Regions from separate parts of the Mus musculus genome. Here all the other regions are linked to region 2. The links are chromatin loops, found by intact Hi-C in ENCODE. Cell type or tissue: left cerebral cortex. All regions are shown on one strand. Links, peaks and the distances in the headings refer to the core of each region. The heading gives the core; the rest is flanking DNA.

The links. Peaks named below come from ENCODE experiments on the same cell type or tissue, not always from the same donor. Only the 100,000 strongest peaks of a DNase experiment are listed, where the experiment ranks them.
Region 1: it touches region 2 in a loop (8-fold over the local background); 7 of 42 quality-filtered maps call a loop at or near these places.
Region 3: a loop joins it to region 2, with 2.1 times the contacts of the local background. A loop is called at or near these places in 8 of 42 quality-filtered maps.

Annotation. Positions count from the first base shown.
Region 1 is chr1:138,143,183-138,153,852 of GRCm38, forward strand. All of the region lies in intron 1 of Ptprc (protein tyrosine phosphatase, receptor type, C), which reads right to left. Among named protein-coding and RNA genes, the nearest start is that of Ptprc, 27 kb to the right of the region's middle. In left cerebral cortex, for the core only: no CTCF peak of the experiment used is centred there; DNase peaks (open chromatin) are centred at 1,435 and 5,861; H3K27ac peaks cover 895 bases.
Region 2 is chr1:138,285,560-138,296,132 of GRCm38, forward strand. Atp6v1g3 (ATPase, H+ transporting, lysosomal V1 subunit G3) reads left to right here. Exons shown (of 3, transcript NM_177397.3): 3 at 2,228-3,903. The coding sequence ends at 2,401. Among named protein-coding and RNA genes, the nearest start is that of Atp6v1g3, 17 kb to the left of the region's middle. In left cerebral cortex, for the core only: no CTCF peak of the experiment used is centred there; DNase peaks (open chromatin) are centred at 4,716 and 5,222; H3K27ac peaks cover 340 bases.
Region 3 is chr1:138,124,553-138,135,222 of GRCm38, forward strand. It overlaps Ptprc (protein tyrosine phosphatase, receptor type, C), which reads right to left. Exons shown (of 32, transcript NM_001111316.2): 2 at 1,751-1,774. Among named protein-coding and RNA genes, the nearest start is that of Ptprc, 45 kb to the right of the region's middle. In left cerebral cortex, for the core only: a CTCF peak has its summit at 5,776 (motif pointing right); DNase peaks (open chromatin) are centred at 2,464 and 5,799.

The sequences.
Region 1 (10,670 bases), core at 1,400-9,399, 140 kb before region 2:
TTTTGAAGAATAAAAGCTTTACGTTAGCCGTGAAGTAAAGGCAGTTTACAAGGTAAAGCTGTGGGTTACTATTTCATAAGGTGTCAGAGACTGAGAAATGCTTTAGAAATATCAAGGATGACTCTGAAATATTATATTCAATCTTTAATCACTGACATTTGGGCTTCTAATTCCAGACATATTTTAGTTATAACAAATGAAATTCATGTTATTTGGCTACTGATGACTTTTTAATTAAGTAACTCCAGTCTTGAAAATGTAGTCTAGCAATTTAGCTTATAAGATAAGATACATTTTGTGAGTTAAAGATAGAAGCTTTGATGTAGCCACTTGGAGAACACACGTAATCATATCAGCATTAACTGCCATTTACTGTTTATAAATGATGTACATTGAACTCATCTATCCTGATTACTTAAATTGCTATAATACATTTATCACTTTAATTATTAATTAATCCTGGTTATTTCTATAAAAATTATTTGAAGCCATATTTTATCTGTGTATTTTTTAATAAAGTGCTTCATACAACTGGGACTAAAAATCAGGGTACCCTTATATTTTGCCCTTAGAGCACGAATTGTGTACAATAGCCACTGTTTGAAGATGCCTACATAGCAAATAGCCATATTTTAATAAACTGGAATGTTTTTTCTACTGAGTCCACTAACTGCAAAGACTGGTGACACATTCACGCACATAGAAGATGAAATGGCAGAATTAAGTAAGTGAGCAACAGGACTGTGTGGAACCTCCAACAACAAAAGTGATGGCAGTTAGTGATGAGAATCTGAAAAGATGTAGTTAGTGTCTATTGATTTGCTGGGTGCTAACCTGTGGGCGTAATCTGCTGAAGTGTAAGTGTATTAAACTCACATGAATATGCTGTCCTTTCCCATAACATTTTGCCACTCTCTGCAAGTTCTATTACTAAATTACAAATGTTTAGCCCTCCTCCTATCCCCCCTGCCCAGTCTATTGTTTTTTCCAGGTTACTGTTTCTATAATAGATATTCTATGAGACTATAGACTGTTTAGATTACAGTGAGCTGGGACACTTAAGCTTTAGTCCAGACTGTCTCTTAACACTGCTTGGACTAGATCCTAACAGCATGTTTTCCTTTATATCTGAGCACTGGGTAGCTGAAGAAAGCCTATCTTGCCATCATGTGGTGACCATCAGAGATAGATTCCATAGAGAACCAGCCACCACTCAGCCCCTCCAGGATGACAGTGATTGTCAAGGCCAGGAAGACAAACCGAAAGCAGGATGCAACCACTTACAGAAAGGTGTCACAAACATCTGCTGGAAAGTTGTTTTGTAAAAAATTGTGTACTCATTAATACTCGTGAGTGCACACCGTAATGCACATTCAACTACTGTCATTGCCTGGTGTGGGAGGTGGATGATTCATTGTGCTCAGGCAAACACACACCAAGAGTCATTGTATAGTGTGGGTGTGGACCACTCACTGTATTCGTGGAGCAGTAGAGCAGAAAGTGTGTGTGTACGAGTTTCAGGGTGGTTGTGAACATACAGCAATATGTTAGTAATATGAACTTATGCAATCCTAAGAAGCACATTAGTGTTGATAACAAAGTGATCCTGAAATTTATTTACAATTACCATCCATGTTCAAGGAATAACTTAAACATCCAGTGGCATAAGTTAGACTTGGACTTATGTTGGTATGTTTTACATTCTTAGGACCCACGTCCTCTAATCCCACACTATCTGAAGGGCATCACCTACACTACTGCTTTATTTGTTTACTATACCAACATAAATTCAAGAATATTCCAAACATCTACTAGGAACTCAAAGGTTCAAGGTTATGGAAAGCAAGGTCATTCAGTTAAAAAAAAAAAAAAAAAGCATGGGATTCAAACAGAAACCCTAAGTTAGTTTGCAGTGTTGTACCACTGATGGTTATTTCTAACAAATGTGCATTTTGATAAACATTGCTATCAGCAGAAACTGAGCAGACAGAGTGTGGGGAATCTACACCCTCTGGAGCGTTTCTATAATCTAACGTTATTTCCAAATTACAGGTTGACATTTTCTGGTTTTTTTTTGATGTGTGTTTGTTAACACTTTGAAGAAATCTCAACAACAATTTCTTTTCCACCCTTTGAACTAACTTCTTTGCAATTGGGAATTTCCCTAGAACGTTAAGGTCATGCTTGTACCCATGGCCCATCATTATATTAACCATAAACATGGTGGGGGCTGAGATTGCAGAAGACAGCATGTCACATACCAGCAATTAAGGAATGAGAAAATCTCTGGACAAAAGCACAATGATGCAGCCTCTTCTATCCTCCACACTCAAGACTGCTTTATAAAATCCCCCATTCACTACTTTGAGTTTATCTTTGGTGGTATTAGAAACTCTGCCATCCTCTTTATGGCTAGTCAATGCTGATTACTTGACTATGGAGATGGGATAGAGGCTCTCTGCTGGGTCCTGAACTGAGGAAGTGGCTTGAGGCCAAAGAGGCTTTGTCGGGTTTTAGAAAAGAAAATGAAATTCTGGTGACAAAAGGCCTCCAGGCACAGCTGAAAAGTCTGCCTGGCAGCAGTGGGCTGCCGGGAAGTAGATGAACATCTGGGGTTTGTGGAAAGGGGAAGTCAGGAGTATAAGGTTAGATGTGAGGCTGTGGATCAAGAGGTCATGAGATGGTTTAGTGTTATGAAAAAGTTTCTGCTACAATTAGCAGGTGAAATAAAAAGAACTTATAGATTAAACTCTAAGGAATTTATTATCTCACAAATCTGGGTTAATTTCATCCTAACCCATAACATTCAACCTAAGATTCCATCTTTATGTTTGTTCTGACATCTATAGGGTAATGGTCTAGCCACTAACTTGATCTTAAAATGACTGTCACATTCTCAAAGAATATTCACAGAGAAGGGCCATCTGTCTAGTCTGGGGATTTGTCTGTTTTCAAGATGAAGGAACAGTTTTCCCAAGATGTTTTAGTATCTCATTAGTCTGAGCAATAGCACCTCTAAAAAAAAATAACACACTCATCAGAATTGATCCTGTCTAATCAGAACCTAAGGTCGGGTTTCAAGAAAATACTAAGACCCCATCAAGAATTTCACAATAGAGAAAGACACAAGTTGTTAGCCTTCATAACTGGAGGTTTGCTTAGCAAGAAAAAGAAAGCTGTGGAGTATGGCAACCCCAGAGACGACTGTCAAAATGCAGGTAGCCAAGTCAGAGTTGCAGCAATGAAAGTAGACATGGGCATGTTCAAAGAAAAAAATAATAGCACTTTACACCTTAAAACAGCCTTAGGGATAATGTAATGGTGTATGGAACATGACCAGGACTTTCCATTGGAGTAAGTGGGTAGAATCTGTGGGCAGAATGTGTGAGCAAGGAAGATTAACACAAAGTTTGCATACAATTTTGATAAAGCTAAATTCATGGTATCTCAAGGGCATGTATCAGATGTGTTAAATATATTGCTGAAAAAATAAAAATAGGTCTTTGCTATAGAAGAAAGAGTAGAGCTGAAGACAGACAGACAGAAATCACCAATTAAACTAAGTAGTGGCATGGGTGATGTCCTTTAGATACTGTGGGAGGAAGAGTAGGATGGGGTCTCTGGAATAGAAAACATACCAACAGAAGTCCAGGACCAGCAGTAGGAAAAACCAAAAATTCCAGGTGGGAGCTGGGAGAGCCCAGACTTCAGAAAGGAGGTTATCAGTAAGGTCAAACCCTTTTGAGAGGTGATGTCAAGAAAATGCCTATGCTTAGCCCACTGGATTTAATGTGTTAAAGAAAGGATCCAGGTGAGATGCTATCGCTGTGTGCATGGCGGTACTTTCAGGGTCCTGCTAGGAGGAGCTACAAAGCAAGTGAGTAACAGGCATAGCAGAATGTAGACAGGGAAACTAGCACAAAAGCTAATAGATTCACACCCAGAATCCTGGCTGACCTGCGACCCTCTGTGTAGACAGAGCTGGCATTGGTCTACATGTGAGATACACTCACCTCTGCCTGTCAGATAACCTTATAATGGCTGCTAACATTATAGGAATGTGCCATTGTGCCCAGATGAACAAAAGATTTTTTCTGATTCTATGAAGCACAAGAAAGAGCTCAAAGATACTAGTTAGAAAGTCCTAATGTGTTTTGTTTCTTATTGTTTGTTGTTGTTGTTGTTGTGAGTTTGTTTTTTTAATGACTATTTGTATCCTGATAAGAGAATGAAAGAAAGGATGTGGACTTAGGAGGTGGAGAAGTGGAGAGGATCTGGGAGGCATTGGGGGAGGGGACTCTCTAATTGGAATATATTATATAAAATCTACATGTTGAATATAGATAAGTACATAAATATTAGAGTTGATGCTATAATGCACAAAGAAAACTGTAATAAGTAAAAAATGGGACAAGCAGTTCCACTTGGGATATTTCACCTTCTCTAATTCCAATTTTCCCTGGTTAACTGTGTACCAAAACTGCAAGAAAAAATGAAAAGAACCCAGAATTACTTATATATGTTGAAAAAAAAGAAGGAAAGAAAGAATGAGAGAAAGAAAGAATTAATGAACAAGAGGAAGAAAGAAAGAAAGAAAGAAAGAAAGAAAGAAAGAAAGAAAGAAAGAAAGAAAGAGTAGACAAAGACCTATTTTCTATTTTCATCTCCATTATAATTAACTCTCCCCAAATCAGATTTTAATATATATAACATATTATATCTCAACTAATACTCTAATGTGTGTTTTTCAGTCTCTGCTCCAGTTTGCTTTGTTTTAAGACCCATGGGTGTTCACAGTTTTTTACATTCCTGTCTCACATATTTCAGTGATTGCTGTTTAATTACTAAGCCGTCAGTCAGGAGCTAAGCAGGTCTATATTTAGGAAACTGTGTTTTTATACCTACTAAACCATAAGCTGCTGCTCAGTGATTATAAATATTCCTTCACAGAGATCTATGCTGACAGTGTTGATTCTTTAAAAAAGAAAACCTGAGAACATCAACAGGAACATTTTACTTGACATTTTAGAACATGCCCACTGCATACCCTCTCTGAGCTATGCCAGGGTTACTCTCTCTGCAGAACCACCTTACACATGTCTACATTTCTAGAAAAGTTCCTGAGATAAATAAATCTTAAGTGCTAACTCAAAGTGGAAAACCTATGTTATTTTAACATGGAGAAAATATTTTGAAAGCTCTAAATCAAAACTCTTACAGGAGAAAAACAAAATCATATCAGTTATTTTTGTTATTTAGAATTTCATACATGCAAGCTAATTGTTTGCTCCTTTGCTTTTGATGTCTCTCCACTACTCCCTCCCAATTTCATGAGCCATTTGTTTTGTTTTAAAACCCACTCAGTCTACTTGGTACTGTCATTATGTGCCTGGATTCAGGGTCATCTAATGGAGGATGGTTAGTATCCTTTCACTAAAGTGTAGAAGAAAGTCCATGTACATAGATAATTAAAATGCAGTATTTATACAAATAAGATTCTCGAGATGCTGAGCATAAGGACTGAGGAGAACGGAAGTATAATCATGTATAATCATTTAGTAGTCTTTAAGACTCAATGACAACGATGTCTCTAGGTTTCACTTAAAACAAACCCTGACTTTTATAGCTCTCTTTGTTGTGTCTCTCTGCACACATACTTAAGAGATATGCTGATCATTTGCTCTGTGGAGAAAAAAATCCTGGACCAGAAATGGGTTCTGCTTCAAATACCATGGCTGAAATAGCATCTCAAACTGGCACACTAGGCAGATGTTACAAAGAAATATGCAAATGGTTGCATAGTAACCACAAAACTGAATAAGCTCATTATCAAGGTTCAAACTGTGGTAGATGTGAGAGTTTGGCAGTGACGAATTCTTAGAGCTGAGGCTGAAGATTCTTCTCTGTCCCTGGCCATGTGCTTGGCTCTGGTTGTCTGCCAGCCTCTTCCAGGCTCACACCCACCCACCGACACCCAGTGCCTTCTTTTATGCTCTCTGCCTTCCGTTCTCATAAAGTGTGCTCTGCCACACGGCTGGATCTGCAACTCATCAAGCTGCCTAATTCATTTTTAGAAGCTATTAAACATGTAAAAATTTACCTTTGGGGGTTATTTTCATAAATAGTTTCATAAATGATGAAACCACTTTACCCAAAGGGCTTCCTTTTCCTCTCCACTTCTTGTCTTATCCTTGTTCTTCTGAGGCTGATGTTTTTAGGTGGAATTAGAAAATGGATCCTATTGTGGATCGTGGCCTTCAGCTACGGTACTTGCAAACCCAGCCCCTAGTGAGCTCTGCCACAGCCCACTATGATTCTACTGCTGTTCTTCATGCAGAGTTGACTGGTTTCCTCTCTGTGCTCTTCATTTCCCTTTGGAAATTCTTACTTCTTATAGAAGCAAAGCAACAACAGCTATAGTCCTACATAATTTGGAATTCTGAGCTACCTATGGCCTCTCTGTTCTTAGAGTGTTCACAGAGTCTTCCATACATTGGTTTCTCTGCCCCTCCAGTTCCATTCTCAGCCATTCCCTCTTGTCTTCTAACCTGAAAAGTATTTGAATTTTCTGAAAACTGCTCCTCCTCCTCCTCCTCCTCTTCCTCTTCCTCTTCCTCTTATACTCCTCTTTCTCCCACATCCTCTACACCCTCTCCTGGTATGTATGGGCCTTTCTAATTCCTTATTATTCATCCTCACCTTCATCTTGATCATATGTTTTTCTCCCAAACCATTTGATGATATTCATTTCTCATTGCCTTCAAGTGTAGCGAGTGGCCTTTGTGAAACACTCAGACCCATCTTACTGTCTCTGTCTAACTGCATATGAATCACAACATGTTACTGTGTATACAGAAAAGTCCACTCTTCTAACGTTTAAGTATTTTTTTTCTGTATCCTAGACTCTTTCTCTCTGAATGAAGCCAACTTCTACACAGTCTTCAAAGCCCACCTACATGTCAACAACTTCAGCCACTATGGTACTTTGTCCATATACTTATATATGATATCAGCCTGTTTTTGCTTAATGTTTCTTTCTATATTCATCCCTGACCAGCTTAACACTCAGTGATCTGCTCTTAGAACAATTCATTTTAATTTGTACTTCTGCATGAAGTATCAGCAACATGATAATTCTTGTGTGGTGTTTAATCACCCCTTCCCTTATGCTGCATACAGATGTAGGCCCAATGGCTTCACTTCTCTAACATCAATTTTATTTTTATATTTTCTCATACTGGTCAATGTCTAGAATGCCTGCAACATAATAATCTTTGAAAGTCGTAAGAGTTAAGTTGTATCACTCCTCTGGATATTGTAGTTATTACAAATATTGTTGTACATCGAATGGTGTGCTGTACATTGTGGCTTGTATATATGTGCACAGGTCTTGTTCCTACGAAGTGAAGAGATATATTTTCAAGATGGAGACCAGATTTTTCTTTTCTGTGGTCTTGCTGGATCTGACTTTAATTTTCGGTAGCTACCAACCCGTAGCATAGCTAAGGATCAGAAAAACGAATGGGCACTCCTTCACAAGGCCATCAGCAATACAGCTAAGACAAAAACACTGGATTGTAAAGCTCATGTGGCCAAGAGTTGGCATTCCTCTGTCATTAATGACTCCCATTTAAGACAACACCATTCTATTTTCCTTTGTCATTGTACATTAGGAAACTCGGTGTTTAAAGTAACCTTAAGAGATGTCATCACATGTGGCTTTGGCAATATGCAGACACTTCGAACCTATTCAGAACCTAGCTCTTCAATTTTTAACTCTAAAATTGAATCTTTAAAATGAATATAGTTTATTTCTCAATACCTCTTCCACTATTTCTAGCAGTGATTTGTCTCTGAATCCATTTCTAGCCCAATAAACCTCTGGAGAAGACTTGCATCTCTAAATAAAAGGATAAAGCCTTACTAGGTAAAACTTGTTGCTGTTTTAGCCTTTCTCTCTTTTTCTAGAAGGTTGATGAAAGGTTCAGGTGTTTGATAGAAGGCGAGAAGGGAAGAACACATAGAATATAGTGAAAGAGAGGTGCTGATACTTAGATGGCTTATGGCATTGTTCTAGTCCAGTCTGGAACTCTGGTGTCTGATGCTTGGATGGCTTATGGCAACACTGGGCTTATGCCCAGTCTAGCACTCAGGTTCTATCACTCCGTTTGTATTTTACTTTGTATGACATCTGGATAGAAAGATAACTGATACAGTAATCTATAGAACTTTACTAAGAGGTCTTGTAATGTTTTGAAATACAGTTATTTAACAAATGGCAGATTCAAATGAACCTAGCATTTTTAAAACCATATTCATGGTGGAAGTATATAGAAAGTCCATTACCTCAAGATCCCATTGCTCGTGGGATGCTATATGCCTTGTGGTCTGTACCTGGTCTTACTGTTAAGGAATCAAACCAGTTGAGCATCTTCTCATATTTTTTCCTCTGCACACTAAAACATTGCCCCTACACCACAGCCTCGCCTGAGTTAATAAAGTAACACAAATTCTTATTGCTTTACATTCACTATGGCACCAACATAAGATGACCAAATGATGTTACTTTAGCTTCCTCATAAAATAGACCACTTTTACAAATAATCTGTTAAAAAATATTTTAGCTCAGTAAAGATCTATCAGGAGTAAGCAATCTGTTCGAGGCTATTATGGTCATCAAAAGTTCCTCTCCCTTGTTCCTACTCTCTATTTCCTACATGAATATAGCAGATGTGCATGCACACACAATTTTACATACATATTTCTCTCTCCCACACACTTCTCACATACATGTGTTTTACTTTTACTATTCAAGTCTGTGTAGACAGAGTCCCTGTCTTTTTAAATGTGAAGTTTTGAGCAGATTGAATAGTAACTTATTTCTTGTGTATTACCTTTTGTTATAATTTTATGTTACCTTAAGGACAAGATATCATTATACTAGCCCAGACTGGCCTCAAATGCATGATCCTCTGTATGATCCTCTGCCTGTGCCTTCTCACAGTTTCCTCAATAAATGTCAATCGGAACTTATTTACCTCACACTGCCAAACATACATACCCTTCTGTGCTGTTGTATTTATTGCTATGCCCTGTTCACCCTTGAAGATTTATTGTGTTTACCAATCAGAAAGTGATGAACCAGGGAAAGCGGTTTCATTCAATGGGTAGATGATTCATTTGTTCTGGGAGATACAGCATTGCCTGGAGGGATCAGGCTTATAATTACAGTTTACCTGCAGGTGGGGTCTGACTTAAGGGTGCTGCAGTCTCCATGGAAAGCAGCTGCATTTGGGGTGCTGCCACCCCTACTGCTCAACCCATCACATCCTACATACCTAGCCCTCAGAGTACCCACAGTCAAACAGTATTCATTGAAATTATAACGAATAACACAACATACTTGTCTAGAAAAAAAATCTCCTTTGTACTGTCTCCAACCTCTTCCGATCCAAAATATATTTTGCAAATGAGAGGCCTAAATCATTCTTCATAGAGCAATGATACCATGGTCTCTTTTCATCACTGATATGCATTGCACAAAACTAAAAGAACCATTCCATAACGTGCTAAAGTCTATGAGGAGTTCCAAGGTCAGAGCAGAGGAAGAGTGGAGTATTGATTCTCAAGCTAACACTCAGAGCTGAAAGTAACCAGGAAGAGACTTTGCTATCTTCTAAAGTAGCCACTAGAGAGCTTCTATAGGCCAGGCTGAAGGAGATGTCTAAGAGAAGACGAGAGCACATGTGGCTGAGAAACTCCTGGACTCTCAGAACACATGCTCAGGCCACCATTGTAAAAGACTGACTGTGTCAAGTCATGTGATGGTTTCTTGCATGTCCACTTCTTAACTACTATTAAAAATGATATTTCACAAAAGGGGCCAAAGCAGTTCTGTTTTCTACTGAGACATAAATAGCAGTATCTGCCTTTTCCCTCTGGACATGGTTGCAACCTTATGGAGATGCACAGACTTGTTCTATACAGGGCAGGTAGAGACTTAATCTTTCTCACCCACAGCACAGCATCTTACACTTAGTCTTCCTAGTTAAAAAAAAATGTTATTGCTGTAAACACACTTCACGATTTTGGCAGAGTTCATTTCAAGCCTGTATTTCAGACAAATGTTTCTCATCTCCGTACAGTTCCTTTTAAATATGGGAAGATTGTCTGTTCCTTATTTCTCACAGCTGCCCACAGACATAAATAAAAGACCACGCTTCCCTCCTTGACCCACAAGGATGCATGTATGTTTGCCTTTACTTTCATAGAAATACATAAAAATCTCTAGCAGAAAATCTTTTACGGAATCTTATTTTACTTTTTGGTTGCCCCCATGTATTCTTACTGTTACACAAACTTTTCCTTAGATGACACAAAATAAAATAGAAAAAAAATTTTTTTTCTTGTTTTCTCAAATGTCCTAAATTTTCTATCATGTGAGCTCCATTACTGGCCAGGTAATGCTTAAAGGAATAATTCTAAAAATATAATAGCAGTTATAATAATTTGTAAAATCCATTTCGTAGTTTTATGGGCATTCACTTTACCCCTTAGTACTTGAGAAGGGACAGTCAAATTTTTATCATTTACAGCTAGTGAAATGGGCACAAAGCATTTAACTAACTTCCCCAAAGAAATGAAGAGACTGAGCTGATCTCTGATTCAAG
Region 2 (10,573 bases), core at 1-8,000:
GACCCTTGTAAAAATAGCAAGTCAGTAAGCATCTCCCTGTGTCCTTACCCTTGTTAGTGAATCCTGTCATGGGAATGGCATACTAGAACAGTACACCAACAACAGCCAGCCTTGACTATCTTCTGTAAGTGCTTCTGATGTGACCACTACATCTGATTTTAAAGTTAGAAGAAAACTGACCATAATTTTAGAAACTGGCTAGTTTAAACCTTTGGAAACATTAGTTCACAGGAAGGATCCAATATAAATCAGACAGGAGCTTGACTCTCTGCATTGGATAATTATGCCTCATCACTCGGAGAATACACTTCCTAGCCGGTTTTACAGCTAAGCAATCAAAGGTGCACATGTGAGGGTAACCATAGCCTGTGCTACATCAAGCAGAGAATAAAACCATTAGAGCAGATCTTCCCTGGCATGGCCTCCTGGTGTCAGCATCTTGTTCTATCACATCAACTTAAATATTTCAATTATAAAGGACAGTATCAAGTCTCTTACCATCAGCATCAATATGAGGCAAGGTTTAAAAATTGGGAAACTCTGAAGGGACAATACTCTTGGTTCAAGTGTATTATGGAATGCTGCAGGATGATCAACTTCCAATTCATAAAATGCTCCAAATGTTCAGGCCAAAGCCTGTGTGAGCTACAGAGCACAGGAGCTGAGTTCTCTGTAATACGAGAGGAGCCTCATACTTCTGTGACATGTACTGAGTATAGGCAATACTTTGAAAAGTATTTACCTTTTGGGTTTTTATAAAGTAAGACTTTTAATTGAATCTTTGTTCCATTTTTGTAGAATCTCACTTAAGTTACTGAATTTAGGATCAATAATACGTTTTGTGGAATTGTTTTGTTAAGTAGTTCTCAACTATTTTGAAACATAGAATCAGCTGTACGTAAATTTTACTTCTTACACACTCAGTTATCCCAATTCCTTTGGGTTAAAATTGTCTTGGCTCTCAAGAACTGTAGCTTCTCAGAATTATATTCTTTGATTTGACTTGTCCTCCTGGTTCTTGGAATATAAACATAAATGAGTGTAGATCCAATAGTCCAGAATGTGTTTCATTTCCATCTTAGGACCCAGTAAGTTTCTAGACTATAGATCAATGGTTTTTCCTCTTCCTAATACTGCAACCTTTCAATACATTTCCTTGTGCTGTGGTGACGCCTAACCAAAAAATTATTTTGGGGGCTAGTTCATAACTATAATTTTGCTACTGTTATGAAGCATAATATAAATATCTCATATGCAGAATATTTGGTATACAACCCCTATGAAAGAGTCATCTGACTTCTCCCCAAAGGGGCTCACAACCCACAGGTTGAGAACCAGTGCTCTGGAATTAAAGTAACCCACCAAATCTGCAGCACAAGTCTGTCACTAATGCATGCCTGGGGCTGTGTTAAATACAAAGCTTCTAAAACAGAAAGGAAATGAAGAAACATCAGAAAGATCAAGTAGCTTAGTTGATAGAGTTCTTGCCGCACACTCGTGAAGTTCTGGGTTCGATCCCCAGGACCCCTAGATGGGGCACTGTGACACACTAAAGTGGTGAAGACAAGAAGATGAAAAGGTCAATGTCATTGTCAGCTACATATTGAATTTGAGGCAAAGATGGGCTACGAGAGAGTTACACTCAAATATCAGAAAAGAAAGAGAGGGAAGGAGAGGAGGAGGGAGAAAGGAAGAGGAGGTGTGGCTAAACTTAGAGCAGTGGCTCGCAGCCTTATGCTGTGACCCTTTAACACAGTTCCTCATGTTGTGGTGACCCCATAAAAGTATTTCATTGCAACTCTATAACTGTAATTTTCCTACTGTTATGAATTGTCATGTAAGTATCTGTGCTTTATGATGGTCTTAGGGAACCCCTGTGCAAGGATCATTTGATCCTCAAAGGGATCACAACCCTTTTGGTTTGAGAAAGAGAGAAATTAAGAGTAAGCCATTGGCTTTTAGAAAATGATCGCTCTCCCAGTGGCTCGCTGCAGCTCCCTTTAAATCGATAACTTTCTTTGTTACATTATATTTTAGTTAACTAATGACTACATACTAAGATGCTAATAGGGTCTTCCTGGAAGATAGAATGCTGGCAAAAATAATAATAAAAAAATCACACCTTAAAGTGACCATCAAAGAAATATGCTGAAGTTCATAAAATAGTTCAATTTAACTGTTTTGATGTGGCATACATTAAAATAAATCTCATCTTTTGCTTTCACAGATAATGGGCTCTCAGAGCCACCTCTCGGATGAAATAGAAGAGCAGACACTAGAGAAGATCAAAGAATTGAACGGAAGCTACAACAAGTGTATGGAAAGCGTGATTAAGCAGCTATTGAGCATGGTGTGCGACATGAAACCAGAAGTCCATGTGAACTACAGAGCCACCAACTGAATGTGCTCCACACATCCAAGTCCATAGGCATAGAGTGGGATACACATTCTGTTGATATTAAAGGTCTGCAACTGTGCACCTGATGTTTACTATAAACTTTCATGTCACATATTTAATATAGGTCACAGAATTAAAAAATAAGTAACATGGTGTCATTTCTCCTGGATGGCGTTTAGTATGAAGCAAGTTAAGGAAAGCGAGAAACTTGAATTTTAACACTTAAACAGCAAACAATCACTCCAGTATATTTTCACATTTCTTTTTATTGGCTTAGAAGGTGCTTTATTAGGTATTCTTCCTATTCAATAGTTTTTAAGAGGAGAATATAATTTTGTTCCTTAGACACCTCTGAAATGAATATGCAAATACTTTAATTTATTAATTAGCAAGAAAACCATAATATTTCATTGGCAGTTCAAAAAGCATTTCTAAACTGTCTGTGAGAACAGAGACAGAAACAAATGATGTTAGAAGTCACCTTAGAAGAAATGGGTCCCATCACAGTTATCCCTGCCTAACTTCAAGTTACATAAATAATGTTACTCTGTTTTAAGGACATTTTTGAAAGAAAAGGTGGTCATCTGAGAGAGTAGATATCTGGATAAATTCTGTAGTTTGTAAAGAAGTGAACCTCCAACAAAAATAATTAGTATGCGCTACCCTGCTCTCCTTATTAAATGAGCTACATTCTGAGAGCTCGTGTACATTGTTAGTTCAATGTATAAATTATCTTAGGCCTTGTGTGGAGAAACAGACATCTAGTAGAGCTGGTCCCTTGCTTCCCTGTGAGGAATGTCCACTTTAACTCAGATGTGGAGAGCCCACTTATGGAAGATGGGAAATGGAACGGAAGCTAGATAGAGTGATGAGAGCTGCCATTTGAAAAGTTCCCTGCTCATAATGGTCATTAGAGCCTCAGAACTTGACCTGGAGTTGCCTGGGAAACAGTGTCAGCTCTAGCTTTCCTCTGGCAGTGTGACATCAGTGTCTAGACCTTTCACTTACTCACAAGTTCCCTCCCAGGAAGCTTTCTAAATACCCACTGCTGAGCACTAGCAGTATTGTTGACCTTGGTGGGGGTTTTGTCTGTTTGTGTTTTTGTTTTGAGTCAAGTTCTCACTGTCCTAGGATTCATCCTATAGCTCAGGCTTCAAACTCACTGGGATCCGCCTGCTCTGCCTCCTTAGTGCTGGGATTAAAGGCATGTGCCACTATACCTCTTCCCAGTGTTAGATTTTCAAGCACTACATGTAGAAAAATTTTAATTCCCAAACTTCATAAACATTGTTATCATTTTTATAGTTTAGAATCTCAGAAATAGTCAATTTTATATTTGAAACAGATGAGAAAATTGGAATTCCATTTGATTCCTTACTTTCCCAACTTTATGAATAAGGAAAACTTATTAAGTTAGTTTCTGGGCTTTAGGTGATCTTTTTCTTCCATTACAAGAAAAAATAGTTTATTCCTTAATAAACAGAAAAGCCCAAAACATTCCAAAGAAGCCTGTCTCTGATGTATGTGTTTACTATCAAGGAAAACAAACAGAGCTGCTCTTGTTTCCCTATGAGAAATTTCCACTTTAACTCAGATTTGGAGAGCCCTCTTATGGAGATGGGAGATGGAAGTGAGGCTAGATACATACAGTGACGAGAGCTGCCATTGGAAAAGGCATGATGTGGAGGACAGCTCTGAGCACAGCTTGTGGTTTGCAATTACATGGCAAAATTTAATTGTCTTTCTCGTCTCGTGTAAATTTTTTAAAAGTCAATTTTTTTTGCATGTGGAAGCTTAAGTATATTATCTTAAACACAGGCTAAAATTTTTTAAGCTGACACAAGATTATTTGGGGAACATAAACCCTTTAAAAACACATCAAAATTAGCACCTGGCTTTTCTCACAAGCAAGGCAATGCCACACAGAGAAGAAAGAAATGAGATGTGGCAAGCTGCATCTGTCCTGCATGTGCCTTTTGCTCTATACATCCCACTGGCAAACTGTTCATTGTCTCTATAGCTCGGCTCTTTTAGGCCCAGAGATTGTCAAAGAACTATGGGGTCTCTCATAACACTTTAGGATTTGATTCCACATTAGACCAGTTTTTAAAATGTGGTGTTAACGGTAGTAACCACTTACTGCTTTCCCCCTTCACACCTTGGAGTCTTTGTTAATTTCTTAATACCCCTGTCAATCTTAGATACTCTACTGCCAGAAGTAAGTGCTAACGCCAGCATCCGGCACTCTTAAGTAGCTCACATATTTTTACATTCAAAACTGGTTTCATATCTTTGTCACTGAATGACTCATTTTCCCAGAACTCTCACATTCTCACAGATGGTACAGCTGCCAAGTTTTACTTTATTTACATGTGAAAAGATTTCATGTATTTCAGAGATAACCCACTTTGCTGCAAGCCTTTCCAGTCATACCAAAATATCTCTCTCTCTCTCTCTCTCTCTCTCTCTCTCTCTCTCTCTCTCTCTCTCTCTCTCTCTCTCTCTCTTTCTCAGCATGTACTTATCCTAAAAAACATTTTTTCTTCACACAGTTCTACAGGAAGAGATGAATAATCCTAAGCATATTTAATTCTTCCCTATTATTGTTGTGATCCTTTGTGAAGACAATATAAACTGGGAAAAGACTCTACTGAGTTCTTACTCATCTTCACTACACCTGAAAACAACACTATGGTATTTGCCAAATTGGAGATAAATGTAGAGATCAAAATATTTTTCTCCATATTAGCAAACACACAGTCAAGAATTAGCCAGGGATGGTGATTCCTGTCTGTAACAGCAGAACAGGGGAGGACTGGAAGGTGGCTTGAACCACAGAGTTAGACTGTGCCTCTGAACGATGTAAAAGCTCAAGCTTGGCATGGGTTAGCACCACCATTGCTTTGTAGCTAGGAAAAGATAGTAGAATACTATTGGTCAAATAGGTAAAGCTGCTTTTTAAGCTCTCACCTTTCTTACTCTCCTCTCTAGCCCTCCTTCTCACTCTCCCTTCCCCTCTCTCTCCACGTGGCCATGGCCGGCCTCTCTCTTTCTTTCTACCTTCTCTCTTTCTCTCTGTCTTTCTACAATAAAGCTCTAAAAGCACAAAAAAAAAATGCAAAGCCACAGTTTTAGTTTATCCTGGAGCATTTGAGAACTATCCCAGCCTAATTCAGCAAAACCTAACCCTAACCGTAACCCTAACCCTAACCCTAACTTAATTGAATTAAGTATCCAGAAAATCCATAAGCTCCTTATTGATAATTAATTGCTGTTTTAAGCTACTGAGTTTTACCCAACAGGACAGGGTGATAACTGTCTTGACAGCTATTAAATATTTAAATAAAACACAGCAGATATGTGACTTGGAATCGCACACCCTCAGAAAGTGGGAAGTTTGGAGCAGAAGTCATGCATAGGTGAGAATGTGTAAAAATTATCAGAGACACAGTGCTGTAGTATGAGGAAGACATGTGTCAGGCATGCTTGGTTTGGCATAGGTTGACTTTCACAGGGATAGGAAATTTTAAATCATATCTATAAACTAGTTGAAATTCAAGGTCCTATTTGACGTGGAGAGTAGAGAGAGGACATTTTACAAATATAGGACGTTTTAGAGGGAGGACACATAGGAAGCAGTTCTCAAGTGGCATGTCCTCACATACCGATAGGGACACTAACACTAACAGGAAGTCCATTATGGGCGTGTGCTGATGAGCATGTGGCTCAACAGTGTGAGAGGATGAGAAGGTACCTGTTGGAACTAGAGTTCTCAAATGTGAGTGAGATGATAGCTGAGAGTGAATGGAACCTTCTAGAGACAGCCAAAGAAGGCACCGAGTTTAGGAAGAAGATTATGGCAGATTCATAAAATGATTGCCAACAGTGTTGAATGCCCAAACAGGCAGTTCCTTATCCTTTATTAATTGTGCTCATGATTTGGTTCTGCCTCTGAAGTTGAACCAGCGTCTTGTTTTTGAAGTGAAGGTAGGAATCTCAGGCAGGAAGTAGGCGGACAGTCTGCCTGCTTCCACCTTCAGACTCATCAACAACGCCTCAGGTCACCATCCTCTGGCATTAGTCAGGCTAGAATTTTCCTCAACAGAACAACAAATTCATTGTCCTAAATAAAAACAAAATTGTGTTATTAGGAGTAATCTCCTAGAATAAAATACATATAAGTGCAAACATCACTGAAAGGCAATGATTCTGCTTTATCAAATCTTACTCACCACTCTCCAGCTCCCTGTCCTCAGATCCACCCTCTCTTGAGGCCAAGTGGAATTGCTGGTGTAAGAGGTTCTCGTACCATGAGCTTCCCTTCTTCAAGAAGCAATGAGAAGTGTTTCCTAATGACTTAAACAGCTCAGAAATCTTGCAACACAAACATATTCATTACTCATTGATCCTCAGTAATTCCATTGAGCGTGCTGAATTCTGCCCTACCACATCCCTGCTCTATAGCTAGTATTCTTCATTCCAACACCCCAGAGACTTGAGTGTTCAATGGTTTAAAATCAAGTTAGACCTTGAATGCACTAGGTTCCTGGTATCCTCAGATTGATTGAACTCCTACTTCAATGTTGTACACAGCAGAAATACTTCTTATGCCTTTTGCTGAAGAGAAAGAACAATGCAAATTGAACCAGAATGTCTGCATTCATATATTTGTGGCTTAGAGTCTCTATAATCAGGATAGAAATTATTAAAGAAAAAATAGGCTGGTCTGAATATGTCTGTTGAAGGAGACTGTAAGGCAGGGAGGGGCAGTACTTTACTGGAAACATTCCACAGTCAGTATATGTGAAGAACTATAAATCTCTATGTGTGTATACATACAGGTGTGCTTCTGTGTGTGCATGTATATGAGTGTGTAAATGTGTGTATCAGAGAGGGGGAAGGGCGGAAGAATGAGGAGGAGTGTGCATGTGCACACACTTGCACCTGTATCTGTTTCTTTGCTCTTTTGGGACAGGGTGTTTCTATGTAGCCCAGGCTAGCCTTGAAGTGGTCCTTCTGCCTCAGTCTCCCAGGTACTGGGATGGTAGAAAGAGTGTCTCATTTTAAAAGTAAACTCTGCTGTTTCTTCATCTTCAGTTAAGTAGAATCCAAACAAACAGAAGTTGAGGGGAGCCTGTTTTATCATGCTAGCACTTCCATTGAAAAAGCGTTAAAACTGTTAACTTGTTATTTTTATTAACATGCAATCAATTAATAAGAACATATGTGTCCCACAAGACAGGTCCCGCAGATATTTAAATACAGATTCCAGTGAACACGAGAACCCTGCCAATATTCTGAGGCCCCGTTTCCTGGTGGAATTCACAGTTTGCTGTCACAGTTCAGAAAGATGCTTTCCTATGCACAAATGTAAATATGTCCAAACACCCCAAATAAGCCCATCAGCTCTGAATGTTATGTGAATTGAAGTCAACACAGAGAGCATCGTATGGTAATAACGCTGGAATCAGCAAGGCTCTGACTGTGCTGAGTGAAACTTTCAGAGACCACTGCTTTCAAAAAGACTTTCAAGATCATATGTGTCCCACAGAAAGGAAAGAGACGATCAGGCGGTGAATACAAATCAACGTGAAAACACTCCCACCCTCACCATGGAGTGACTAATTCTGTCTACGATGCATTTACTTGTGCATTTCTCACTAACTTACCCATCTGCAGTAGTACTATATGAACTATCAAAGTAATAAGAGACTCTAATTCTCTCTCCTGGAATTTGGCTTCATCACTTCCCTGCCCAGCAAATCCCATTGACTGACCCTTTAATATTTCTTTAATTTGTGTGTCTCCTCTGGTCACTAGGAAAGCTGGATGCAGCCTACTGGGTGACTCTGCAGATCTTTCATGCTGCTTTGCATCCTGCATGGCTCTATCTGTCCTGCCTGTGACTTCCATACTGGCAGAAAATGACTACTGCTTATCAAGTTAGTTGAGATCTAACTTGACACTTTGAGCATGATACTAGTAATTGATTAAAGAGTGGATTTAATGTTGCTCATATCCAATCGTTATTGATATGATATGATGATGTCAGAGATTATAAAACGTCAAATCCGAATCTTAACATAGTGAAAGCTTACCACCTTAGAATCTTCAATTGTTCTTCTAGATAATATAGGGAGGAGCTAGACAGTTGACTTCCTGGTTAAAAGCACTTACTGCTCTTGCAGAGGATCCAGGATTAGTTCTCAGCACCTGCATGGTGGCTCACAACTACTTGTAATGTCAGTTCCTGGAGAAACACTCTTCTGGCTCCTGTAGCTACCTGCATCCATAATGTGTACATATAATAAGGTGCATGTGCGCGTGCACACACACACACACACACACACACACACACACACACACAAATAAACCTTAAAAAAAAACCCAAAGGAACCTAAAAAACCTGAGCATGAGTGGGGGTGCACATGGCGTATGGTTGGGAAAGAGGGGCATCGGGCCAGAAAGAACAGTACAAATGCCCAGATTTAGAGCATATAATGCAGACGGAACTGAAGGATCCTAAAGAAGGAAGAAGGCTCCCACTGTTGAAAAGCTCAGAGGTGGTTACAAAGTGGCTTTTATGCCATTGTGAGAAGTGTGTACTTCATTTGTAATGGACGGGGCTCCAATGAGGGGTTTTAAGGAGCTTTAAGGAGTTGTAGTTAACAAATGCAATCCGCACACATCTTGCAAAACAGGGCAAACCTGGAGGAAAGGGCTTTGAATCAGAGGATACTACAGTAATCCGAGTGAGTGCTAAGTAGGGTCTTAGCTACAGCTAAGAGCTGGGTTGAGACATGATGAAAGGTAGAACTGGCCTCCTTAATGGGGTTGCTAAGCATGCAGAATGCTCAAGAAGAGCACATTTTAAACAAAATGAAATGACCAAAGTCATTAAGAAGAAACCGCCTGCCCACGAGGAAAATCCACATGTAGTCAACAGGCCTGCACCTACATCCTGGATTGCTCACTCCAGGGAGTAGACTCATGTTGTACCCATTTAACAGGTGCAACTATTATTCGTTTCTCCTTTCACAACCAAGGGTATAACTCTGTACAGAAGCCACAACTAAACTGAGATATTTCTAGTTCTACATAAATGAGCTTATAATCAATTCAACATTGTTTTTACCTCCCTCTCTTTAGGCTAGAGTCTGGATCATAGCCCCAACTTCTTGTCCAGTTTAGTCTATTCCATTCTCTTCATACTTTCTACCATAGGCCATTATCTTCTTTCCTACACCCCTCCCACACCCCCAAAAAGAAATTCAAAAGTAATAAAGACAACTAGGAAACCTGGAATGCATGGTGGGTCTGTGAAATGACCTTGTAGCTTCTATGTGTTCATCTTTCCACAGGATACATAGCTGCCACACCTCACACATGCAGGTGGTTTCTGCTCCATCTGGAAGGCAACTAGTTATGCAATCACAGGCCCCTTGCAAAAGCATATCTCTCCAAGGATATAATGGATTTTATCTTTTTTCTTGGATATCATTGATGGCAAGGGATACATGGTGGTTTTCAGGGTTTAAAATGGGAAATCTTCAAACACTTGTCTTTACCAAGTCTTTCTAGCCACTCCTGCAAAAAGTCCTACTTTGACACCCTGCATTGGATGACATCAGCCACTTGATCTTCTCCTGGAGACTCCCTCCTTATCTTTCTTCTATAACTTTCATGTCATTCCTATGATTATCCCAGAGTAAAAAAAATATATAAGTACCAGCTTGTGTCCCTAAAAGTAATATACCCTATGTCTTAGTCAATGTTTCTATTCCTGCACAAACATCATGGCCAAGAAGCAAGTTGGGGAGGAAAGGGTTTATTTGGCTTACACTTCCATACTGCTGTTCATCACCAAGGAAGTCAGGACTAGAACTCAAGCAGGTGAGAAAGCAGGAGCTGATGCAGAGGCCATGGAGGGATGTTCTTTACTGGCTTGCCTCACCTGGCTTGCTCAGCCTGCTCTCTTATAGAACCCAAGACTACCAGCCCAGAGATGGTCCCACCCACAAGGGGCCTTTCCCTCTTGATCACTAATTGAGAAAATGTCTTACAGTTAGATCTCATGGACGCATTTCCTCAACTGAAGCTCCTTTCTCTGTGATAACTCCAGCTGTGTCAAGTTGACACAAAACTAGCCAGTACACCCTATATTCAGTTTGTCAG
Region 3 (10,670 bases), core at 879-8,878, 160 kb before region 2:
AGCGCCCTTTTACAGATGACAATTTATTTTTTGGTTAGATCAACTAATTGGAAAGGTTGCAATGGTCTCCTGGCCTGAGAGAATATTGCAGCAAGTTGTCCATCAAACACACTGACACTCCCTTGGAGTAAACCAACTACAAAAGGCTTTTGGATTTTAAACCCTCAATGTTAAAAACCCAAGCTGCTTTGAAGAGTGTGGTTCCTCAAGACATTTTCCAGCAAAGCAAATTCAGTCCTTGGTGTATGAAGATGTCTTCAGAGAAGTCTCTCGTGTTAATATCTTCGCAGACACTTAAGTTCAAGTCTCAGCAGTAAAATCTATGACTGCAAATTTGCCAATTCTCTAGTGTCCCTGAATCCTCATTTTGAACATTCTGAGTTTTTCACTGATTATCTTCTATTGGTGATATTTGGGGACACTGCTCCTCTTTGTATTATAGGCCACAATTCTAACTTAACTTTCAACAAGGTAAGAGAATAAGCTATCATTCCATCCCATCACCTTCCTCTCCTGCAACAATGTCTCGTCTACGTGAGCTGAGAGTAGCTTAATATTTTGTAAAGGAAAATGTCAAATTTCACTTAAGAAATTGGCATAAACCAATCACAACCTGCTCTGCAGCAAGTGTTTTATCAAATGTCTCTGCCACACACTAAAACTATACAATTCCAATATTAGACATTGAAAAAATAAAAGAATGTGGTTTTTTTTAAAGGCTCAGGAGTGGGATTTGTAAGTATCTGCATAGTGTTGCATTTAATGACAAATAATTCCTAGGATAATCAACTTTTAGCATTTCAGATTTGCTCCCCTTGAAATGTGCATTTAAGTTATTAAAACACTCATGTTTTACGGTCTCACTTACCTTCTTAAGACATACTGTCAGTCACATGATTAACCAGGAAACAAGCATTTACAGCAACAGAAACATGCAAGGGATCTAACTTCCCTTTACCCACCTGCAGGTCACTTCCTCTGTGTGTTTAGGCTTTAGAGAATTTTAACATCTATATTTGGTCATTAAAGAATTTTTAACACACTGGCAGCATGAGCACTATTTACATTGATTTTCTCAAAAGCTTTTAGAAAAAAATTAATTGAATTACAGTAGGAAACTTTGTAAACTATTAATGCAGCATATCTTAATATTAGATCTCCAAGCATAACTTTAAAAAGGGCAAATTACTCTTGAAAAAACATTATAAAATGAAATTTTAAATAAAAGTGAACCTTTATTAAAATCTAAATATAAGTGAACTCTAGATCCAATTAATTTATATAATGCATTTGTCCTTATATAACAAAACATGTGACGTTGTTTTTAGGCTTCCTACCCCATTTCTAATTCAATGCTTTTTTTAAAAAAAGAATATTCTTATGCAATATATTCTGATCAGTTTTTTTCTCTCTGTTTAAATCTTATCCCATGTACAGATTTTCAAAATTTATTTACAGTCTTAAATTTTTAAAAGGATTAGAAACTCTCTATGCCATTTATTGTCAATTTAATGAAATGTTAAACTTTAAATTGAACACAATAATAATTATGAAATTTAAAGAATGTTCAACTATTCACTAAATTTAATATTAGAAAGAATTTTAAGAGCATGTGACAGTGAGGAACCACACATTATTATACAATTTCTTCTTTAAACTTCTTTCCAAATAAGTATAAAACTTTATCTATATTAACTACATGATTGTTGTAACAAAAATAAAATATTAAAAGTCAAATATTAATTCTTACCATCACTGGGTGTAGGTGTTTGCCCTGAAAAAAAAATAAACACACTTTTAGAAATTTTGAGATTTAAAGCATACATGCAAGTATACATCATATACTTTATTCATATTTATTTTCAGCACATATCATCTTAATGAAAGCAAGTTCCCAATTTTTCTTTCTGTTAATGTTTTGATGTTTTGAAGACAGCTACAGGCTGACCTAATGGATGACCTAAGATGTGGTCCTAAAGGAAGAGGAAGGCGTGGGGGGGCGGGGTTCACAGTTTGGAGTCAGCCTATAGAGCAATTCCTGTAACGGGAGGGCTATAGACACTTTTTTTGAATTTTGAATCAATATTTTTGTAAATGAGCACAAGATAGAACTAAGTTAGAAGCAAAAAAAAAAAAAATGCAAAGAGTACCAGAAGCGCGCGTGCACGCGCGCGCACACACACACACACACACACACACACACACACACACACAAATTCGTGATGATGCTCTCAATAAGAAGGTCTCAATGGGCGAATACACTGGAGTGAAACGCATCCCTGAAACACTCAGGTGGCAGCCCCCAAGACTTTGCATGTCCTTGAAGGAGAAAATGAAGAGTTAAGTAAAGGAAGCAGTCCCGTGCATATTACTGAGTTGCTGAAGTGTGGACATTCTCACTGAATTAAAAGAGGGAACCTCTCAAGAGAAAGAGGCGAGTTTGAATGGGTGCTGATTGCACATTTTGGAAGCATTCCTGTGGAGACGGGAGAGCTCGTGCTACGCATGCCTGGAGCACACAAATAGACACTGTAGCTGACACAAGAGTCTAAGAATGCAGGAGTTAAATGAGTTAAAAGCTGACGAAGCTAATGAGGTACTTCCCATCAGAGGAAAGAAATGAACAGAGACTGTTTGGAGAAAGGTTTCTCTGAAATTATGTGCCAACGACACGGATCAGAAGGATATTGCATATATATACAAAAAATGAGGTGATTTTGCCATTATGCTAATACTGCTAATAATCACCATAGAGTATATTTTCACAACTAAAAATGGCTATAATGTCACTGGGTGGAAGAACTAAGGTCCACTCATGACTGTGACATCGGTATGTGTTGTATGACTGTATTGTTTTGAAAATATTATTTGAAATACTGTCCCCCCTTTTTTTGGCTAGTCAGCTAGTACTTCTTATTCTTTTTTATATTCCTTTTAACAGCAATCCTATCCTCTGATCTATTCTAATTTCTTTCCAAATTCACCTCTAAGAATTATGTTGGTTTGCAGAGAATGAGAAGAAACAAAGTATAAATATATCAGTCATTAATAGATCATGTTTTTAAAAAGACAAAATAACTTGCATTCATTGTGAAGAATATAGTGTACCAACATGATTAAAATGTTCAAGTTGCTTTGACTATATGAAACCATAGCAAACAGTTTCTCAAACTTTTCCACATCTAGAGAGAGTTTGATATACCCCTTCTCAGTAGCACCATGTGGTTCCCTGGAGGTTCACACCATTTCATTGACTTATCTTTAGGAAGTAGCTATTGTTTTGCTGGTCTGCTGTTAGAAGTGAGAGTTGAGCATGGTAAAGGCATGGCCCTCCCCTGAGAAGTCAGCAATGCAAAGGACAAATGCATCCAGTAATCTGCACAAACATTTAAGTAATATATGCACCCTGTTTGGACTGATAATGATTGCAAAGAACTCTACAGTATAATGAAGAGGAGAAGGAGGAGAAGCTACTGTATTGGGGGTATGTATTACTTACTAGGTACTCAGTGACAGAGAAATCCTTGGATGACTTTGAACACAGAGTATATATAAAGGGGAAGCCAAAGCTATCAGATGACAGTTTTCAGACATGAACTCAAGTATAGATGTTGGAGACCCTGGCAAGGGATTGGATGCTTTTCTGAAGGTGGCAGAAACCACAGGATCAATGACTATGAAGAAGAAGCAAGCAAATAATCCCTTTGGTCATAGAAGAAAGGGGCATTTTAGAGTAGGTTATACTAACTCCACCACTCATTTGGGAGACCACTCTGTTTCATGGTACTAACTTAGTTGCTTATTGCCACCAAAACGTGTAATACTAAGCCAAAACATTTGATAAAAAGACTATAAACGTACCACTTATCATATGTTCATGGTAAAAAGTAAATAATGAATGTAGACAAACTATATGAAATTACCTTTGCATGAACTGGGGAGTAGTGCATGCATGTGTTCATATGTGCACAGGCACAGATGTATATATGCATGGATGGAGGCCAGTAGTCAATGGTAATCACTCTCTACCTTATTTTTGGAGACAGGGTCCCCCACTGAACCTAGTGTTCATGGATTCAGCTAATTTGGTGGCCAGCAAGCCTAAGGAGCCTGCTGTCCCTGTCTTCCCCACATTGCGATTAAAGGTGACTGAATGCCACTATATTCAGCTTATTTGATTATTTGTTTAACGTGGCTGCTGGGACTCAGGACTCAGGTCTTTATACCTACAGGGCAGCATTTTCATGGCTGAGCCATTAGTTTCTGTTTTGTTTATAAAATATTACACACAGACACAAAGACAGAGACAGACATACAGAGGACACACACACACACACACACACACACACACACATACACACACACACACACACACACACACACACACACACCTTAACCTTATTTGAAATAAAATTGCAGTACTTCAGAACTACGGTTTAGAGCCAATATAAGACCAAAATTGCTTGTTTTGTTTACAAAGTCCTTCCAGGTAGATTTTTCAATACCAGTAGCTCTCTTATTCGACATGATAAACAGCATGGAAAAAGATTAACCTGTCAAAAATTCTTTTAAAAATAACTCCAAATAATTTTTTAAATCATCTAGAGTATAAACTAATCACTTTAAGAAACTATGAATTCTCCTCGGCAATAAAGATTCAAAGTACACATAAATATCTCCCAGGTATTACCCATTAAAGGAAAAAACACAAAAGAAACACTATGAATCTTAAGGCAGAAATGCAGTAAAGTTGCCCTACAGAGATAGCCTAGTTATAAAGCCACTATCTGAAAGCCATCCACGCCCATGTTATTTAAGATCTTTTGCATATACTAACAGCTACCTCTGTGGATACTTTACATATCAAATACACTGGAAGGCAGAGGGCTTCACATGAATATTTATAGGAGTTGTGCTACTTAAGATCTACAACAGTTAGAGATGTGTCTGTCATGTTTCTGGAAATCTTTCTAAATTACCTGAATAGATTATCACCAAAATCATAAGTAGACATAGCCTTCGAGGATCCTTATTGTTACACAGAAAAACCTGAAATGACTGGGTGGGGGGTGCATTTAGTTAGCACATGGCCTTCCATTTGACTGCTTACAGGGTCACAGAGTAACCTGCTGGGGCCCTGCAGAGCAAATGAGTCTAAGTAGCATTCTGATCAGCTCCCTCTATAGCAGCAGCACTATCCACCCAAAGCAACCCATCTGCTGTCAATACATCTGGTATTGAGAAATAAAACCTTTGCAAAGTGACTCATAACCAGTGCAAATAGGATGAAGTGTTAGTAAAAGTAACATCTCATCTCTCTCTCTCTCTCTCTCTCTCTCTTTCTCTCTCTCTCTCCACACACACACATATATATATGAATGTCTGTATATATATGTATATGTGTGTTTTGTGTATGTATACATATACACATACACATACGCATATGCAAACACATACACACAAACCCATATGTATGAACAAAATTTAGAAAAAATAACAATAGCTGAAGAAAAAATACATGAAGTAGGCGTGTAAATTAAGAACAGTACGTTTACAGGTAGATGACAGTAAAGTGGAAGAAAATCACTTTTCTAAAATATGGATTTTAAAGTCTTTTTCTAAAATTTGTAAATGCAACAAGTATAGACACACACACACAATCAGGGCACTCTACACACAAGCATAGACACTCAGTGTGTCTATGTGTTACAGAATCTTCTACTCTTCTGGTTACACAATTTTCCTGTCTTTTTTTTTCTTTAGCAATATTTCAGTAGATGGCACCAGAGAACCAGAAATCTGTAAATCATCACCTGGTGAGCATTTCCCCATTATAATCCTGTTGTGAATTACCAGCGGAATTGACTAGATACATTAAACACGTGAACATGGAGATGACAGAGCCCTTGATCTTCAAAGCTCTGTTATTCTAACACGTGTATTGTTAACCGAATTTACCTTTCCCAATATGTTTCTTTTACAACTGGAAATGTTTAAATGTTTGCAAATCAAAGTTACCTTGAAGTCACACCCCTAAGTCTGCCATCAGAGATTTAAGAAAAAGTAGGAATCAGTTTGAGTGGAAATGACATTTCAAAGGACATATTTGGGCTTTAAATATCATCTATTCCACCACCAACCTCCCTTCCAAAACAAAAGGAAAGAAAGAGAACCCCGTGGATCCCATGAGGGGATTTAAGTCTGTCTGCTTTGCAAGGACAGAAGAGTGGGAGCAGAATAGAGGAAATAATACTTACTCTGGGTACTAGCCTAAAAAGAAGAGGGAGTGTTTTGAAGATTTGGAATGTATATCTGCATAACTTCCCTCCATGAGCCCAAAGGCTGTACAAAAGTGGGACCAGTGGATAAACACAAAAGAGGCAGCCAGAGCAGCATGCACGCTTTCTCTTCTTAGTGTGGCAATATCAGTGGGCATCAATAAAAATGGAGGATTGCATCTACTATGTCCATTCTATAAATGGTATAAATGGTATATTCTACCCTAGAATGGTAATTCTAGGTATATGATCTGGTCTGTAATGACAAAGGAGTTCTGATCAATGTTACATAAACTGTGCACGGTAGCATAGCCATGTAATCCCAGTTAGAGTCACAATTTCAAAACCAGACTGGGCTGCAGAGTGAATCCAAGGCCAGATTGGGCAACTTGGTAATATTGTGTCTCGAGGGAAAAACATACAAGGTAAGAGTTCTGAAGTGGAGAGCATTTGACTACCATGTGAGAACGTCTGGGATCCTTCTCCAGTAATACACACACACACACACAAACACACACACACACACACACACACACACACACACACACACACACACACACACACAAATAGAGAACTAAGAAAAAATGAGGGAACTATCAGAAGTGGTCCTTCTTGCTTCCATCCACTGATGGAACACAGAGTGTAAACAACTCACTGAAATCCTATCACAATCAGACAATGCCAGTGTCACTTGGCCAACAGTTGTTTTTAATTTAGCCATCTCAGTAAGCCATACAAGGCAGCCATTCTTCTCTGTATTTTCTATGTAATTAAGCAGGGGACAAACATAGCATATGAGGGCATATTAGACTTGAAGTAGGATGTATTTAAAAATAATTGCCCTAGTTCTTTCTATCAGCATTATGTTAAAATATTGGTTGTGTTAGCATTGCATCTTGACTCTATAGAATAAAAGAATGGCTGCCTACCTCTAGAAAATAATCACAGCGATTTATGCTCACTGGCCAGCAGAATACCCTGCCAGTGTCTATTGAGATGGAGTTCAGATTGTGGGAAAGGAAACTAAAAGCCAGAGAGCCCATGCCTTTCGGCTGTCTTTCCATCTCATGAGACCTATGAGTGTATAAGCTATACCAAGGCTCAGAGAGTGGCAACATACATTTTCTCAGGCTTCCCTCATTCAAATGGACATCAAAGAAATACAAGACAGACAGACAGCAGGATACACCACAGAGCAACAAAGTACAAACAGAAACAACACAAGAGCAAGAGGAATTGGAACTAGCTCTAACTCAGGACCTCAGAACTGGGACACATTGTGTCTGGAAACAAAGAGCAGGAGAAAAAAAATCAGGCATTCAAAGTCAGAAAGAGGGAGGGAGGTGGGGGCAACTAAGAGACACTGTCTAAAATCTTTTGTAAATCAAATATTATAATTCATATACCATTCAAAAATGGTGGAATAATATTTCCAAGTGATGACAGAGATACAGGAGTCAAGGTAGGAACAAAATAGTAGTCTCGGTGACTGTAGGCATATAGTGCAATTAAACATTCAACCCTAGCTTTCCCAATCTGCTTAAATCATAAATTAAAAATAAGGACAGTGTTAGCCTGCAAAATACAACTGAGGACAAAACCAGAAGATGTTTAATGAATGAAGGCACTTTAAGATCAGATAGTAAAAAAAAATTTTAATACAGAAACAATGTCTACCTATCTTCTGAACCCAGATAATTGTCCCTCACACTATCAAATACAGCTTTCTGTTTGTGATTATATTTGAGTACTAATAACATGCGTGCAACACTAATAAACATCATGTGCTTTCGCTCTTTTATATTTGGCTAAAAGTATCATGTTATCAATTTCAATTATGTTAATTAACTAAGTAAGCAAGGAAGAGGAAAGTAAAGACTGAAACCCTGGACGAAGTGGAACACAGCGAAACCTTCACAACTGGGAGAGGAAAGCTGGGGGCTCCTGAGTTCAAGAGCATCCTTAGATCAGAGCAAATTCCAGACAAGTCTTAGCTGCACAAGATTCTCAGTGAACAAAAGTGAAAGTAAATCCAGGTGGCCATGTGAGAAAAATTGTTTCCCATTTTTGTTTTCTTGTCTTATAATAAATGCCTTCAATTTAAGGGTGAGTAGGTAGGGGAGCAGGGTGGGCGGAGGATATAGGGAACTTTTGGGATAGCATTTGAAATGTAAATAAAGAAAATATCTAATAAAAAATAAAAATAAAAGGGTAAGAACATAGATGGGTAGTTCCTGTGTGGTTATGGCAACACTAATGTGTAGTAATGGCAACATCAGAGTCTTTGAACTGGATGCAGATGTTTTCAAATGATCCATGTTCAAGGCAAAAAAAGTTGAGGGGGAAGATTGTGAGTTTGAGGCCATCTTGGGCTATGGTGAGAGGCTTTCTTGAAAACCATCATCACCTCAAAATTCTATCCAACCACCATCAGAGAAGCTTCCTCCTGCAGGAGATGGAACAAAAGCAGAGACTCACATGCAGACATTACAACACAGAGAGCTTGGAGCACACAGTCCTAAATAAGATGTTTCCACCCATTCCTTCCCATTAGACCACAGAAGAGGAGGCAGAAAAAGTGTAAGAGCCAAACTGGATGAAGGACACCAGGATAATAAGGCCTTCCAAATCAACTGAGACAGGTCATGTGAACTCACAGAGACTAAAGCATCAGGCTCAGGGCCTGCATGGGCCTGTACCCAATTCTCTGCATATATATAAATTACAGCATTCAGTTTAGTGTTTTTATGGGACTCCTGAGTGTGTGGACAATTGGGTCTCTGACTCTTGTGCCTTCCTTTGGGCTCGTTGCCTTCTGTTGTTTGCTTGTCCAACTTTGATATGAAGAATCTTGATTTACCTTAGTGAATTTTATTTGGTTACATTTTGTTGTTATCACTTAGAAGACTGCTCTTTTCTAATGAGAGACAGAAAAGGAGTGGATCCCGATGGGAGGGGAGATGGGGAGGAACTGGGAGGAGAAGAGGGAGGAAAAACTTTAATCCAGATATGTTGTATGAGAAAAGACATTATTTTTAATAAAATGGGGAAATATTTTTTTAAAAATCATCATTGTTGCAGTCATCACCATCATCACCATCATCTCCTCCTCCCCCTTCTCCTCCTCCCCCTCCCCCTTCTCCTCCTCCCCCTCCCCCTGCTCCTCCTCCCCCTCCCCCTTCTCCTCCTCCTCCTCCCCCTGCTCCTCCTCCTCCTGCCCCTGCTCGTCCTCCTCCTGTTCCTGCGCCTCCTCTTCCTCTTGTTCCTCCTGCTCCTCCTCTTGCTCCCCCTGCTCCTCCTCCCCCTCCTCCTCCCCCTTCTCCTCCTCCTCCTCCCCCTTCTCCTCCTCCCCCTTCTCCTCCTCCCCCTCCTCAAAGTGCTCATCATCCCTTGACATTCTCCAAGGTACCCCAGCATAGGAACACAACAGGACTGTGGAGGCCACATCTTAACACATCCCAGATTATATCAATGATGTGCATCTGTGTATGTGTATATGCCTTGGTATAATCAGCACTGTAATAGTCACTGATATAAAACACAAATCCTGTAGTTGTATCATTAGTGGGCTGACAACCAGGTTCACAGCACAAACTCTGTACAAAAATGAGACTGTAGGCGGCCACAACACGACCTGTGTGCTTGTTATTTTCTTACGTTGGAGTAGAGATTTGGGTAGAAGAGGAAGCATTGCTGGTGGCGATATTTCCCCACCCACTCACTCGTCTGAGACAGTTCCCAGGATAGACCTAATTTTAGACTTAGAATATCTATTTTAGTCTTCGGTGGCTATCTATTTTCCATTTTTTTTTATCCAGAAGTGTAAACCTGATGTTGAAAATATGTGCCAGGTAGCAAAAAGTATCTAACTGTACTAATTAACATTTTACTATGTATGATTTTATAACTCTTTACTTCCTCTGAAATAGAGTAAGATCATAGTGAACGGATTATATAGAGGCACCCACACGTGTTGGCACCCGTGCTAAAATGCTTTACTGTTTTCAGGGCCAAGAATAAAAGTCACTATTTCCAGTAAATACTAGGTGTATGACACGGTGCTGAGTGATGTTTTATGAAATATTAGGTGCTGAATGAGGTTAAATTATACTTTATATAACATTACAGCAATTCGGTAAAGCAGATAACACGCTCTTCTTACTTAGAGATAAATATCATAAACAAATAGGTGCAAATCTAGAGAATGTAAAGTTTAAACTTAACTGACAATCTGTCTGATATAAAAAGGCTTATTTAACTGCACTGTGATAAGAAAAAAATTAATATTAAAGTCAGTATTTGTGCTGAACAGCTAGGAAAGAATTAACAATGATCAGAATACCTTATATGCACCATCAAAATGGGACCCAGAGGATGACACAGTGAAAGGCA